2 separate regions of the Mus musculus genome follow, and region 1 is linked to region 2. A link is a contact called in ENCODE POLR2A ChIA-PET data. All regions are on one chromosome and are shown on one strand. The core of a region is the stretch at or near the end of the contact, and the rest is flanking DNA. Distances in the headings are between cores, read along the strand shown. Region 1 overlaps 1700001O22Rik (RIKEN cDNA 1700001O22 gene). Region 2 holds the start of Ptpa (protein phosphatase 2 protein activator).

Evidence for each region. ChIA-PET counts read pairs that join two places held with the same protein, here RNA polymerase II (POLR2A).
Region 1: POLR2A ChIA-PET joins it to region 2 with 13 read pairs in Patski. The contact joins the enhancer-like site here to the promoter of Ptpa in region 2. POLR2A ChIA-PET finds 5 or more read pairs at or near these places in 4 of 5 experiments (Patski and embryonic stem cell).

Annotation. Positions count from the first base shown.
Region 1 is chr2:30,792,632-30,799,803 of GRCm38, reverse strand. It overlaps 1700001O22Rik (RIKEN cDNA 1700001O22 gene), which reads left to right. Exons shown (of 7, transcript NM_198000.3): 4 at 1,824-1,936; 5 at 3,238-3,403; 6 at 3,521-3,659; 7 at 3,999-4,241. The coding sequence ends at 4,109. Among named protein-coding and RNA genes, the nearest start is that of 1700001O22Rik, 5.5 kb to the left of the region's middle. Within about 2 kb of position 4,842, at least 2 of the 3 ENCODE cell types and tissues checked have a DNase peak (open chromatin) inside an H3K27ac peak, as active enhancers do.
Region 2 is chr2:30,413,504-30,420,872 of GRCm38, reverse strand. It overlaps Ptpa (protein phosphatase 2 protein activator), which reads right to left and starts at 4,823. Exons shown (of 10, transcript NM_138748.5): 1 at 4,541-4,823. The coding sequence starts at 4,571. It overlaps Crat (carnitine acetyltransferase), which reads left to right and starts at 5,125. Exons shown (of 14, transcript NM_007760.3): 1 at 5,125-5,561. The coding sequence starts at 5,535.

The DNA.
Region 1 (7,172 bases), core at 3,593-6,092, 380 kb before region 2:
CAAAGTGAGACCCTGTCTCAATTAATCAATTTAAGGAAGGACCAGATGGACCAGGGAACATGCATACAGAGCAAGTGTACCATTACTGTTCCGTCTAGTAATGTCTGCTGGCAGACATTACTAATGGATCACTGCACATTTCTCTGTGAGCCTCAGAACCCTTCCTGACCCAGTTCTCTAGGATCAAAATAGAGACTTAGGAGGATGGAGAGATGCGTCAGCAGTTAAGAACACTGGCTGCTCTTTCAGAGAACCCGGGTACAGTTCCTAGCATCCACATAGCAGCTCACAGCTGTCTATAACTCCAGCTGTAGGAGATTTGACACCCTCAAACAGACCTACATGCAGACAAAACACTAAAAAAAAAATCACTAAAAAAGTGGAGCCTAGAGTTGGACACTTATGTATACATAACATTCCTTCAGTATGATAGATTGCTTCAGTGAATGATCCTCCCCAGGCAGCGAAGCATGGTGCCACTCTGTTGGGCAGGACCTAGGAGATGTCTAAGCCTCGCCCTGTTGCCAGAACAGAGCTGAGGTTCCACATGCACACAACTGTGACCCTAACTAAGCCCCAACATCTATAGTCCCGGCTGCATGGCTCTTTGGTGGACAGTGAGAAACACACCCTATGCTTCCACAAAGGTGCCCCAGGATCAGTGGGTATGGGTGTGTAAATACGTGTGGCCAAGGTGAAGAAAGTCCAATGGGGCATTTCTGAGTGATCAAGTAACCAGGCTGGCAGCCCAGCCCCTGAGGGAGAAGTGAACAGGTCTAACATTTTTATTACATACAAATATAACACACCCTTTATAGAGCACAACCCCACTGACAGGCCCTGTTCTAGGTGCCTCCCCACACGGGGTACTCCACTCTCCCAGTTCCTGTGACGGCGGAATGATCCCGCCTGTAACAGAGCACATGACCGGAAGGAGAAAAGTGACAAGTGGAACCCTGAGGACAGTGTGCCCCAGCTCACACGGCCTCAGCGGCACAATCGAGGCTGACAGCTATCGTGACAGCTCGAAACTAGAGGCGCTTCTTCCGCCCGGCATACCCTCGACAGGATGCTCTTGCAGCCCGCCCCATCTCTTCACACCTGTGCTGAGGAAGGGGTGGGGCACCATCATTTCCTTATTTTTATTTCTATCTGCTTATTTGTCAACCCGTAGCCCAGGCTGGATTCACACTCACTATGTAGCCAAGGATGGCCTTTAACTCTTGATCCTTTGGCCTCCACCTCCCAAGTGTCCCACCCGCCACACCGTGCCTGGCTTAATCTCCATCGCAGAGGAGGAGACAGGTTTCTGTGTGTCAGGACCTCTCGATGGCTCTAGCCTGCGGGCCAGACATCTCTGTGCCTCAGTCTCCTCACTTGTAATTGGGATAGTGACAGGGTTCCGTGGGCACTGCTCAGGTTTGGTGGGATAAAACATGCCACACGATGATGGAAGGAGCACTTGTGACTGGTAGAGCTCCGCCACCAACCAAAATCTGTCCAAGATTTATATTTTATTTGTGTGTGTGTGTGGGTGGGTGGGGGCAGGGTGTTCACATGAGCCCTGGTGCCTGCAGAGGCCAGAAGAAGGTGTCAGATTACCTCAGGAGTGGAAGTCACAGACAGTAAGCCAACAATGTGGGTGCTAGGACCAAATCCAGGTCCTCCTCAGGAGCACTCAGGAATGCACGCTTAAAGGCTGAGCCATCTCTCCAAGCCCTAGCTGAGATCTTACGAGGAGCCTTGTTCCCCGGCCTCTCGTTTCCCCTCAGCAGACTCCACAGCACACAGGTGCCCAAAGTGAAGACTGTGCTCATTTGCAGCCCCGCTGGAGAAGGCTCAAGACCCCGAAAACGCTATTGTCCCTTCCGGGTACGATTCGCAGACGAGACCCTGCAGGACACAGCACTCCGGTACTGGGAACGCAACCGTGCAGGTGAGCACACAAAGATTGGGGGGGGGGGGGGAAACTAGTGAGGAGTGCAGAGGCCACAGGTTGTGGCTCCAGGTCCTTAGAGAGCAGGGCAGACCAATGACTCTACAGAGGAAGGAATCCCTGAGAGGTAGCAGAGTTGGGTGGCATTGGGCACATGGTGCCAAGGAAACATTGGCTGCCCAGGCCCTGTTAGCACTAAAGAACCCTTCCTCAGTTTCCCAGTCCCTCGGCAGCTTCCCCAATCATCTTTCTCACAGAGTCCGAGGGTCAGGTTGACCAGATGTCCAGCAAGTCTTAGAAGAGGAAATATCTTCTCTCTTGAAAAATGTTGAACGAGTCTAAGAGAGAACCCCAGAACACCGGGCAGAAGCGAGCTCTCAGCTCTAGGGGTGGCTTCCTTGGACTGGTGTGAATGGGTGGCTGGGGGCAGGTGGGACAATGAGGAAGACAAGACTTCCTAGTACCCAGCCTCTGTCCTCCAGACTCAGTAGCCCCAGGACACCAGCCCTTAACACTCACATGAATCAGGGAAGCCCAACTTCTGGCTATATTTTGTGCATGTGTGTGCTTCAGAATATAATTTCAGCTAATAGACTTGAGAGCTCTTGTGCCTACTAAGATTGGCAATGCAGACTCGTCTTTTTTGAGACAGAGTCTCAAGTATCCCAGGCTGTCCTTGAAATTCTGGTCCTCCTGCCTCCACCTCCCAACTGCTAGGATTACAGGCATGTGCTACTAACGCTGCACTCCGGCTTCTGGTTATTTTGATTGCAGAGAAAATTGAGGCGAAGGGTGGTTGTGTAAGAGCCATGGAAGCCTAGAACAGAGGGCAGAGTGCTCCAAAAATCCCAGGACAGGCCGAGCACTGTGGCACCCCCCCCCATAGCATCAGGTTCAAGCCTCCTTTGGCTTCTCCCATCAGAGGTAGCCTCTGGGAATCCAGCCCCTCCCTCCAACCCCCGCGGATTCTTGGCATCCTCTGGAATTTCCAAGGTGGGCTACCTGGCCCTCCTACTTTAGAGAAAAGGGACCCATTGGCGGTTGGAGCAGAAGTAGGACCACGACAGGGATCAGCTTTGTGGTATAGCAGAAACAGTCACAGGGAGGTAGTTTTAAAACCCAGGACTTCTCTGGAGGCAACCGTCAGGCACTGGGGAGCCTGTGGTTGCCATGGAGACAGGGCTCTGTCTAGCCTTGCCAGCCAGAGGAAGGAGAGAGGGTGGGGGCGTGTTAGTATGCCCCTCCCTGGGGGCGGGGACAGGGAACTCACTCTGCTCTCTCTCTTTCTCTCTCTCTTCTAGTCCGGCAGAATATCTTTCCGAGTGAGCAGACGGCTTTGCCAGCTGTATCTGTGTCAGAACGGGTGCTCGGGAGTGTTGGGAGATGGTTGGACAGTCTGCCCAGAGCCCTTTATCCCAGGGTCCAAGACACTGTGGCCGGCTCCTCATTCTGGACCTGCCCCCGCGTGTGAGGCTCTGTGGGTAGAGGAAGCAGAAGGGTTGTGGTCTAGGTCCTCCAGCTACAAACTGTACGTGGGTCTGGAACTCAGGGCCAAAAAGCTATAGGCCCCCCTCTCCCCATCAGGTCAGCTCAGGAACCTCAGCTCTACCTTTCTGAGGACTCCTCCGTGAGCAGCCACCTACCCTTCATCTCCAGGGCCACCATCCCAAGGCCACGGGGAGGCCTCAGAACCTTCCTGGACACCCCTAACAATGTGGATCAGGTGGGCAAATGGCCCCATCCCTGGAACCAGAAGCTGGTGAGCAGCCCAGGGCGGGCAGCCCGCCAGCAGAAGCACCAGCCCTCAGTGACTCTGTAGGGGACCCTCTCTGTTGAGTCACCATGGGGTTTATGGCTTGGATTTGTGTGGCCTGGCCTCCTCAGCGTGGAGCCAAGGGGGAGGAGGCCCTTGAGCCAGGCTAGTGAGTGGGTGGGCTGTGCTTCAGCCTAGGACAGCTGTAATGTGGAGCCACCTGCCCCCCCACCCCCGCCTGCCCCTGCTCCCTGTCTCCTCCCTGGGGTCCCCTCAGCAGTGCCATGCCAGGCATCTTTCTCCCTCTAGGAATCCTTTCTGCCCAGTTTGGTGCTGCAGTCTGTCCTGAAGCAAGGCCGCCCTAAGGGCTACCAGCTGCTCCTGCCGTCCACCACAAACCGGCAGCAGGCTCACAGGTGAATGCCTGCCAGAGCTCCCCCCAGCTCAGGAGTGTACCCATGCCAGGCAATGAAGAGAGTGCTTCTTCACCCCACAAATAAACACACCTCCCAGGTGGCTGGGATGGATCACTAGGTCTCCCAGTAAAAGCCACTCTAGGTGCCTGATTGGGGACCACTTGGGGTTCCTGGGTAAGGGAGATTGGGGTGGGCTCACAGCTGGGATGAAGCTGATGACAGCTGGATATTGGGGGTGGGGAGTCAGGGCACCCCAGGGGCTCAGCTTGTCCCAGGGAATGCTTGTGCAAGGGGTGGACCACTCACGACACAACCTCAACCTAAATCAACCCGTGCCTGAAGCAGAGCCTCAGCCATAACCTCAGCCTAGGAGAGTGGATAAACAACTTCTTGTCTTTAGCGCCAGAGTTTTTCTCTGTCCACCTTTTAGTACATGATATGGGTATCCAGACCCCAGCCCAGGAAAAAGATTCCTGTGTATGGGTAATCCTTAGTTCTCTTACCTGCTCCGGTGTTCAAATCCACATGGGGAAGTGGCCTGAGTCACCGTGGCAGGCCTCCTAGAATTTATCTACTGTATTAACATAGATACTGCCTTACACCTGGGTGTCCCCCATTACTCCATGTCCGAACCCCTGGGGGAACCCCTCCTTCTTTGGAGTTTCACTTTGTTCTTGCGCTCTGGCCAGGTCTTTATCGCCACCTGCTGGCCCTTGAAGAAACGTCTCGGACTCGGTGCGGAGTGGAGTGTAACGGGGAGGACGGAATGCTAAAGCTGGGGGTTTGGGTTGGACTGGGCCGGTCATTTTAGGGACCAGATGGGCTGGGGATGATGAAGGGCTGACCCGGCATGCGACGCGATGCATCAACGTCATCAGCGCTGGGCTGGAACGGGGCTCGGTCCCTTTCTGAGCTTTCAGGCTGTGACCCAAGACGTGGAATCCCTGTTTCTCTGGAGTGCTGCGCGCCGTGCGTGCCGGGTCTGCCTGTTTCCCCGGCCGCCTGCAGCGCCGCACCGCACCGCGCGGGGGCAGTGTTGGCCTGGCTTTGCGCCGCGAAACTTCAGCTCTCGGCCGGTATCGTTGTCAGAAACTTTCCCCTAGGCAGTGCTCACTGTGATGGGTTTGGCGCGTCCCACTGTGGGAATCCAGTCTCCAACCTGCAACCCTGAGACCTGGCCTTCACGGAGAGTCTGGGAACACACAGAGCAGACCACGCAAGGAGAAAAACTTGGACGTTGAAGTAGAACACACACTGCATACCACATACACCATAGAGATCCCACACATAGAACACCTCAGGCACAGAAACAGGACACGAGGAGACATACTTGCACGTGCTCAAATGCGCGCGTGCACACACACATACACCACAGAGACCCCACACACAGGATAGCACATACACAGCCACCACCTGGAGATCCCACACACAGGGAGAACACACAGACACACCATACCACACTAATAGAGACCCCACACACATAGAAAACCATACTACAGATGTTCACAACAGATACTGCCCAGGTACATAACACATAGTAAACATACTATATATATATATATATATATATATATATATATATATACACCATGTACAGACCCCACACATGGAGAGGCACATACTACACACACACATACACAGAAGACAACACATACCACATAGTCCATATTTATGGAGACACACCACAGATATGCATGGACACGGAGAGACACACATGTGACACATACACATGGAAAAACACAGATACAAAGAGCTACCCACAAACATACCACATAAACAGACAGCACATTGACACATATGACCATACAGATGGCAAACAGACATCATCCCACATGGAGGAGACGAGCGTGCACACACACACAGAGCCCATTACACACACAGAGATAACACACTTCAGAACATGTGTTGCACATTGAAGCATGGACCTCTGGAGTACCGGGTCCCAGAGAACTTGTGGTGCACGCCTTTAATCCCAGCATTCGGGAGGCAGAGGCAGGCGGATTTCTGAGTTCCAGGCCAGCCTGGTCTACAAAGTGAGCTCCAGGACAGCCAGGGCTATACAGAGAAACCCTGTCTCAAAAAACCAAAAAACAAAAACAAAAAAAAAAAAACAAAAAAAACCCCCAGAGAACTCCCAAGGTGGTATCTGCCTGCAGCCACAACATCGACGTTCATGTGACGCCTGAACTTAGGTGACCAAGAAGGCTCTGGGAATGCTGAGGCTGGGGAAAGACCCCTTTCCGGTGACCTCGGTCCTGGGTTTTTTTGTCTCTCAGAGTGGTCCCATTCTCCTTCCCAGAGTCCACACTGAACGTTTTTGTCTGGATGGTTGAGCAGGGTCTCATAGGGAGCTTTGGCTGATCTGTGACTTGTTTTGTAGACCTGGAACTCAGAGACCTGCCTGCCTTGCCCACCTCAGGGTTAGGATTAAAGTGACTGCCTCAGGCACAGGGGAGCTAGGGGAAAATCCTAGCTCTGGGTCTGTTCCCAGTAGCATAGCGGGTATCTTATCTGTGAGTTGTGTGCTTTGGGGTCAGTCTGTTCCTCTCCCCTTGTGAGGCCTTCCCATCTCTCTCATCTCCCTGATCACCATCACAGACTATGTCCCTTGGGCCAAGTCGAGTGGAGAAGGGGAACTAGGCTTATTGGGGTGACAGATGGGGGGTGTCTCCTATCCAGACAGGAAGCCCTGTCCCTTTCTCTGGAATGTCCCCTGCCATGTAAACCTCTGTAACCTGTACCCAGGAGGTGGCTCATTAGCCCTAGAAGTGAGGGGTGGTTGTGTATGCTGTACCGCGTGTGAGGAGCTGGGTCCAGTTCCCACAATGTGGCCCTGGAGAGACGGCTCAGTGTTTAGCTGCTCTCACAGAGATTCTGGGATTGGTTTCTAGCATCCGCACCTGGCTGACCTTGAACTTAGAGAGATCCTCCTGCCTCTGCCTCCCAAGTGAGGAGAGATCAAAGGTGTATACCACTATGCTTGGCTTTAAAAATAAGCTCTTGAAAGAGAGAGAGCGAGAAAGAACTGGAATTTGTGGCACAAGGGTTTAATCCCAGCACTTGAGAG
Region 2 (7,369 bases), core at 3,574-6,073:
CCACTTGGTAACGGGGGAGGTCTGCTCCAGCTCCTTCAGTGTGGCAGACTCCTCAGACGAGTGAGTCCCATGTATAAAATATGGCCTCCACATAGTCTCCTCTGTATGTTAAGATTATACAATGTTTAATACACAGTATAATGCCACATAAGTAGTTTTCATACCATACCATTGAAGTGATGGTGAAAAAAGAACCTGCATTTTGGTAAACAGTTGGCAGAATCCATGTTTGCAGAGTCCTCGAGAATACACAGCTAACTAGGCGAGAAGAAGGATCCAAATAAAAACAGAACCCAGGCCCTCTGAAAGAATAGCCAGTCTCTGAACCTCTGGGGCATCTCTCCAGTGCCTGTTTTTAAGATAGGGTTTCAAACAGGCTGACTTGGAACCCACTATACTGCCCAGGCCAACCTAGAAGTCTCGGCAATGCTCTTGTTTCAGCCTCATGAATGCCAGGATTGCAGGCACAAGCCCCCGCAGCCAGCTTCTTCATACTTTTCCCCCTGAGACAGGGTTTCACCATGTAGCCCTGGCTGTCCTGAAACTCATTCCTGTAAACCAGGCTGGCCTTCAACTCAGAGATCCACCTGCCTCTGCCTACCAAGTGCTGGTTGGGATTAAAGGCATGGGAGGGGGGAAGCTGTTTTTGTTTTTGAAAGGTTTATTTACTTTATTTATATAAATACACTGTAGCTGTCTTCGGACACACAAGAAGAGGGAATCAGATCCCATTATAGATGGCTGTGAGCCACCATGTAGTTGCTGGGAATTGAACTCAGGACTTCTGGAAGAGCAGTCAGTGTTTTTAACTGCTGAGCCATCTCTCCAGCCCCCTCTCTCCCATAGCTTTTAAAAGAAATAAATATCTGTATTACAGGCAGAGGAAGGACATCTACATACTAACAGGTGAAGAAAATGCAGTTTTTAGTATCCTGTTCTTGTAAAAACAACTCACATTCTTTTTTTTTTTTTAAAGATTTATTTATTTATTATATGTAAGTACACTGTAGCTGTCTTCAGACACTCCAGAAGAGGGCGTCAGATCTTGTTACAGATGGTTGTGAGCCACCATGTGGTTGCTGGGATTTGAACTCCGGACCTTTGGAAGAGCAGTCAGGTGCTCTTACCCACTGAGCCATCTCACCAGCCTAACAACTCACATTCTTCTAAAGGATTAGACAGGAAAACTCTGCTGGTCATCTCTAGGGAGCACAATTTAAAAGTGCCTTCTACTTTTAAAATTATGTTTTCCACAGTCCCCCAAAGTCTGGAAACGCTAGTTATTTTAAGTAAGTTTACAGACTAGCGTGTGCACATTCCTAGGCTCTGTGTATCTGATGCTTAGTGAAGGCATTTTTACACAGTGCTGGAATGATTGTGCTTGGCTAAGAACACACCTCCTTTATCACAGAGAAAAAGAATCCCAAACCCATGCGCCGAGGTCTCAGAGAGCGCCTCAGCCTGAGTCTGCAATTGGAGATGTGGGCGTTCAATAAGCATCCCCTTTAAAACTGCAACCGTCAGGAAGGGTGAAAGACGAGCCTCCACAGAACAGAAGGCGGCCCTGCTGCCCTCCTGTAAAACCTAGCCATACTACAAGCAGAAAAAGCCACAGGGGCCTGGAGCGCTCTGCACACGGGAGCCTGCCTGGAGAAGGGCAGGGCATGGAGACCTGAGGGGAAGCTAGGGAATGAGAGAGAAGCTCCCCTGCCTTGGCAGAACCCACAAGTAGAGTGCAGGGGAGTGGAGGCCACTCGGGTGGAGTCCAGAAGCCCCAACGTCTCCTCCTCCCACCCCACACACCTTTTCCCACAGACCCATCCGAGGCCCCTGGAAAAACTAAATTGCTACTTGAAGTAAGACGCTAAATAAAAAAGCTTTGAAGCCAGCCTGGTGAGCTAACGACAGTTTATGGGGACACATTTTATGGGAAATGACCTCCCCATCCCAAATAACCAAGCTGCAAACCAACCAGGATCCAGTCCTCCTGCACAGGACCTATTCCCTGCAAGACACTGCCCTCCAGACATTATTTCACGGAGAACACGGCTTCCAGGCTACGTCCCCCAAAAAACAGTACATCACTGTGAGGCAAGAGCATGCCATTGAAGAAATACAGTTGGCAGAATACAAACCCAAATCAAAAACAAACAAGCAAACAAAGCAAACAAGCCTTCAGAGCCAGGACTATCACAGAGCTCACATTCACAGCCTCTCCAGTCTCAGGTTGCCTCTGACAAGGAACCCGGAGGCCCTGGATCCCCTGCATTGACAGCTTAAGATCATAACACAAGGAATTTTACAAATGACCCTTGGGAAAAAACCCAAAAGTAGCCCAGAAGCTGGCGCTGAGCAGGAGCTCGGTAGCATCACTACAGCCCAGCACTAGGTGGGTGGAGGCAGAAGGACCCCCAACTCTAGCCAGCCTTGGGCACAGAGTGAGACCCTGCCTCAAAACAAAACAGCTAAGCATGGTGACCCACATATGTGACCCGAGCTCTTGGAAGGGGGACGGGGGGAACAAGAGGATCGGACACACAAAGTCATTCTTGGCTATTAAGGTGATTTTTAGCCAGGCCCAGTGACCTTGTATCAAAAGCACAAGCTGGATACAGCAGTGCAGGCCTTTAATCCCAGCACTCAAGAGGCAGAGACAGGTGGATTTCTGAGCCAGTGTGGTCTGTACAGTGAGTTCTAGTCCTAAACAAGTTCTGGATATGTAGCAAGTGCAGAGAACAGAGCCTGTCTGGAGATGTCAGGAGGAAAATGGAAAGAGCCAGGGGATTTGGAGATACACATCCATACCTGTCTCAAAAAACCAAACAAACGACCCCCCACACACACACCCCAGTGTGCTGGATTTATCACCTCCCATATGTGACAGATGTGACATGTTTGCATCCAGTGAGTACTCACCACACCCAAACACTCTGCTCACATCAGACCACAACTCCATGAGGAAAGTTTGATAAACCTCATTTTAAATTATTTTAAAATTATGTATGTATGTGTGTGTGTGTGCCACACACAGCATGTGAGTGGAGGTCAGAGGACAACATTCAAGTCAGTTCCATTCTCCCACGCGTGGGTTCCCAGGATGGAACTTAGGCTGCCAGACTTGGCAGCAGGCACTCTTACTGAGCCCCGGGTGGCTCAATTTCCGTCTACTAAAGGACACATATGGTGACTTGCCATATAGTCTGTGTAACTCAAAAATGTCCACAACCTTCCTAAGGTTGTTTGGTTGTTTGTTTTTTCCCTCTAGTACATAGGTTCTGGTCCCCAATGTCCCTTCCCTATTCATCTTCAGAGACACTCATTTCAAAAGGAGTCTGCCTGCCTGATAGCTACTCTTTTTTTTTTTTTTTTTGTGGAGACAGGGTTTCTCTGTATAGCCCTGGCTGTCCTGGAACTCACTCTGTAGACCAGGCTGGCCTCAAACTCAGAAATCCACCTGCCTCTGCCTCCCGAGTGCTAGCTACTATCTATGTCTTGATGTCAACACTAAAGTCGATTAAGACACATCCATAAGGCCAGGCAGTGGTGGCGCACTCCCAGCACATGGGAGGCAGAGGCAGGTGGATTTCTGAGTTCGAGGCCAGCCTGGTCTACAGAGTGAGTTCCAGGACAGCCAGAGCTTCACAGAGAAACCCTGTCTCGAAAAACAAAAACAAAACAAACAAAAACGACACATTCATAGAGATTTTGTATAACTTAAAATAAATGTCTGGTTTTGAATTCCACGTGTTCATATATTTAGGGGGGGGGCGCCACAAAAATGGTGCTTCTTTTGATTTTCAAATTTTCTTCCTCCTGAGACTTTCTTTGGGACCACAAAAAAGGAAGTGTGGTGGAAGGTACATCAAACACTATCAAAGTACGAGCTGAGTTTAGCCAACCTAGCCACTCTGTAAGAATTTTCCAGTCCTTCTTAACTACACGGAGTCAGCAAACTGCTTTCTCCTCCTCCAGGAAAGGGGGTCTCTACTGGAGCATCTGGCCTCTGTCTCTGCCCTAGTTACTTGAGATGGACCACAACGAGGCCACAGTGTAAATAAAAGTTACAGACGACGATGCCACCAACCCTCTCATTTTGTACAAACAGCCTCTTAAAATTAGTGGTTTAGACACCGTGGGCAGTTTCTCTCAATTAACTCTGCAGATACTGAAACCCCCAGAGCCAAGCCTGCAGGACGGAAGGAGGGACGGAGGGAGGGAAGACATGCAGGGTGGGCAGGACATGCATGAAGGAGCCTGGCGTCCGAGCGAGGCCCAGGTCCACCCGAGCGGAGTCTCATAAAGAACGCAGCCTCCTGGATCCCTCTCGCCCCGACCCCAGGCAACTCTGCCCCCAGGTCCAGAGCCTTTCCCCTGACCGCGCTCTGCCCGCCCGCCCTGGCCGGGTCGCCCTCACCGCCACCCGCCTGCAGCCCAGGCCGTCAGCCCTGCCTCCTCCGTCCCCAGAGCTCCTCAGACTCGGGAGACCCCCCGAGCCACACCCCTTTCCCACCCGCACGCCCGGGCCCTCCAACCGCCCTACCTGGCGGCGGCTGCCGCTCGCCCTCGGCCATCTTCTCCGTGAGGAGCCGGAGCGGATGCTCGCCGGTCCCTCTCAATGTTCACCCCGCAGCTCTCCCCGGCTCCGCCAAGCTTCCAGCAGGGAAATGAGCGCTGACTGGCTAGGACCGGAAGCCGAGAATTACAGTCACTCGCGCGAAGGCGGCAGCCATGCCGGTGCGAGGCACTCAGGGAGCATGCCCACCAACGGCCGTCTCGCGGCGGCCGCGCCGACCGAGGCAGCGGCCATCTTGGTGCGGGGCGCCGAGGAGCATGCGCACTAACGGCTGCCGCCTGCAAGCCAACTGCGGCGCTGGCAGCCATGTTTGTGCGGGGCGTCGGGTTCTGTTTGCTTGTTTGTTTGTTTGTTTGTTTGTTTTGGTGAGGGGTGATGGAGGGAATAGGTATGGCAGCAGTATTCTTGCGGAGCAAGGCCACCTGTCATCTTCTTTGTGCATGCCTCCACCCAAGCAATCTGAGACAGTCCCCAGTCAACAGTTGTGTTCTCCTGCCATTCCTAGAGTGACGTTCAAGGACACCAGTCAGACTTGAACGCACGTGACCGCCTCGACAGCTAAGGTGGCTTTCGGAGGCGGAGAGCACGAGCGGGACAGCGCCTACCGTTGTGACCCCGTGACGGGAGCCCAGCGCCGGGCTGCTAACAGCTGAGCTAGAGGTCCGTCTCCGCAAGCCCCGCCCTCTGCGGCCACTCCCCGGCTTGGGCCCACCCCGAGATCGGGGCGAGCGGCCGGGGACTGCGAGCCACCAAAGCTCCGCCCCGTGAGTCCTGCCCCACCGGCAGCCCGCCGGGCCCGGTGGCCGCGGGGCCGCCTCTACTGGCTAGCGGCAGTGACTCGGCGACCTTGAACCTAGAACCGGAGCCGCGAACCCACTGACCCCAGCACCCCAGCAGTGGCGCAGTCTTTACCCAGCGCGAGGGGCGGAGCGGACCAAGTGTCCGCAAACAGACTGGGACGATGTTAGCCTTTGCTGCCAGAACCGTGGTGAGTTCGCCCAGCAGGGCCATGGACGGGACAAGACGGGCGGGCCTCCAGCAACGGTCAAGAAAACCCCAGACCGGCTGGTAGGGTGCGATCTGCAAGGTGGATAAAGGAGACCAGGTAAGGGGTGGGTTCGATCCCAGAAGAAGACTGAGAAACCTAGGTTCAAGTCTTTTGTACCTTTCCACTCCACTCCTCCCTAATGCTCCCAGTTATTCGGACTCAGACACCTGTCGGGGCTACTGGTTAGAGAGCTCAGCCCTAGGCTATGCTTCTGCCCGACTAGAGCCACTTCTCCAAGCCTACCCAGTCTCCTTGAGTTCATCAGATGCCCACCCTCCCCATTGCATATTGCTAAGAGAACCTCAGGTGGAGACTAGTACTGAAAATCCCCCAAACAGGCAGGAGGAGGCAGGAGGTGGCAGGCTGCCCCTCACCATCCTTATCTAAAGCAGCTATCCTAATGGTGAGCTCCTGTCCTCTCTGATTCAGGCTGTCTATCCAGCTGTGAACTGGACTGCCCTGTCAGACACTGGGTTGGCAGCTAAGACTGAGATTCTACTAAGAGTCCTGGCAGCACCTGAGACCCTCCTCCAAGTCGTCCCGCCTTCCGTCACCCTCTGGGACCACCTTACTGCATAAGCATTTTAATGCTAGGGAGACTGAAACAAGGAGACAATCAAATCCCATGGTTGTGCTAATAAACTGAGCCCAAATGGGGTCTTTTGGCTTATTACTCACAGCAGAAGCACAAAAGTGTATTTCCCCCACTATTGATCCCAACCTGGATGATCCAGAACTCATTTAGAAAAAACAAACAAACCACCAAAAGAGGGGTGGCCACCAAGGCCCTGAGGTCTGGAAGGGAAACAGCTGGGCAGGTGTGTGGCAATCGTTGGTTGTCCACTAGTGGCCCTTCCCTGGCATCTCCTGTCTTGCACCATTCCCAAGCAGGGCTGATTTCAGGGCCACAGGTTAGCGGCCAGCCTGTTTCCACCCTCCAGCCAAGTTTTCCCACATCAAAAAGATCTATGAAGATTTTGACAGGTGGATTTTTTAATACCTCTCTTGGCTTGCCTCCCTGGCACTGGGCCCATCTAAAGAAGACAGGAGAGAGCTCCCAGTCTCCTCTTACCTCAGTACCTACTTCCAGCCCACTTACCTGCCTTACTCCTCCTCTTCTGGAGGCTAGCGAGAGGCAGAGCGGCATCTGCAGCCCCACAGCTACCACTGCTCCAGCCTTAGATGCTACCACGCCAGTGGCTACTGCCTCACCACCCTTCACGCCTGAATTGTGAGTCTTGTCTTCTCTTTCCAGTCCAGGCAGGTGGCCGCTCTTGCTAGTTTCTGCTCATCCAATTGGTAGCACAGTTAGGCTTAGAGGTCCAGCCCAGGCAGACAGACAGGGCTCACATCCTCAGTCCTGCCATGGAGGACGAGCAGCAGAGAGAGAAGGTATGGAATGGCGCTACTGCCGCTTGCCTGCCACTGTGCCAGCAGCCTGGGCCCTTCCTGTCTTGCTTTCTGCCACCTCCAGAGTCTCCGGGACTCCCTCTTCCTGCCTCTCTCTGCCACCTCTCATCCTCCATGCCAGGCCACTCAGCGCTCTTGCTGCAGCACTACCCACGCCCCTCACCACCGCCCCACAGTGGAGAGAAAGCACAGAGGCTGAAGCCTCCCCCAGAGGTGCTGTCACCAGCTTACCCATTTCCAGTTCTCTCCGATTTCTTAAGCTGGAAGCGGGGGGGGGGGGGGTGAGACATGGGGGGGCTTCGCTTAAAGAGTCAGCTGCCATCTCTCTCGTGCGTCCT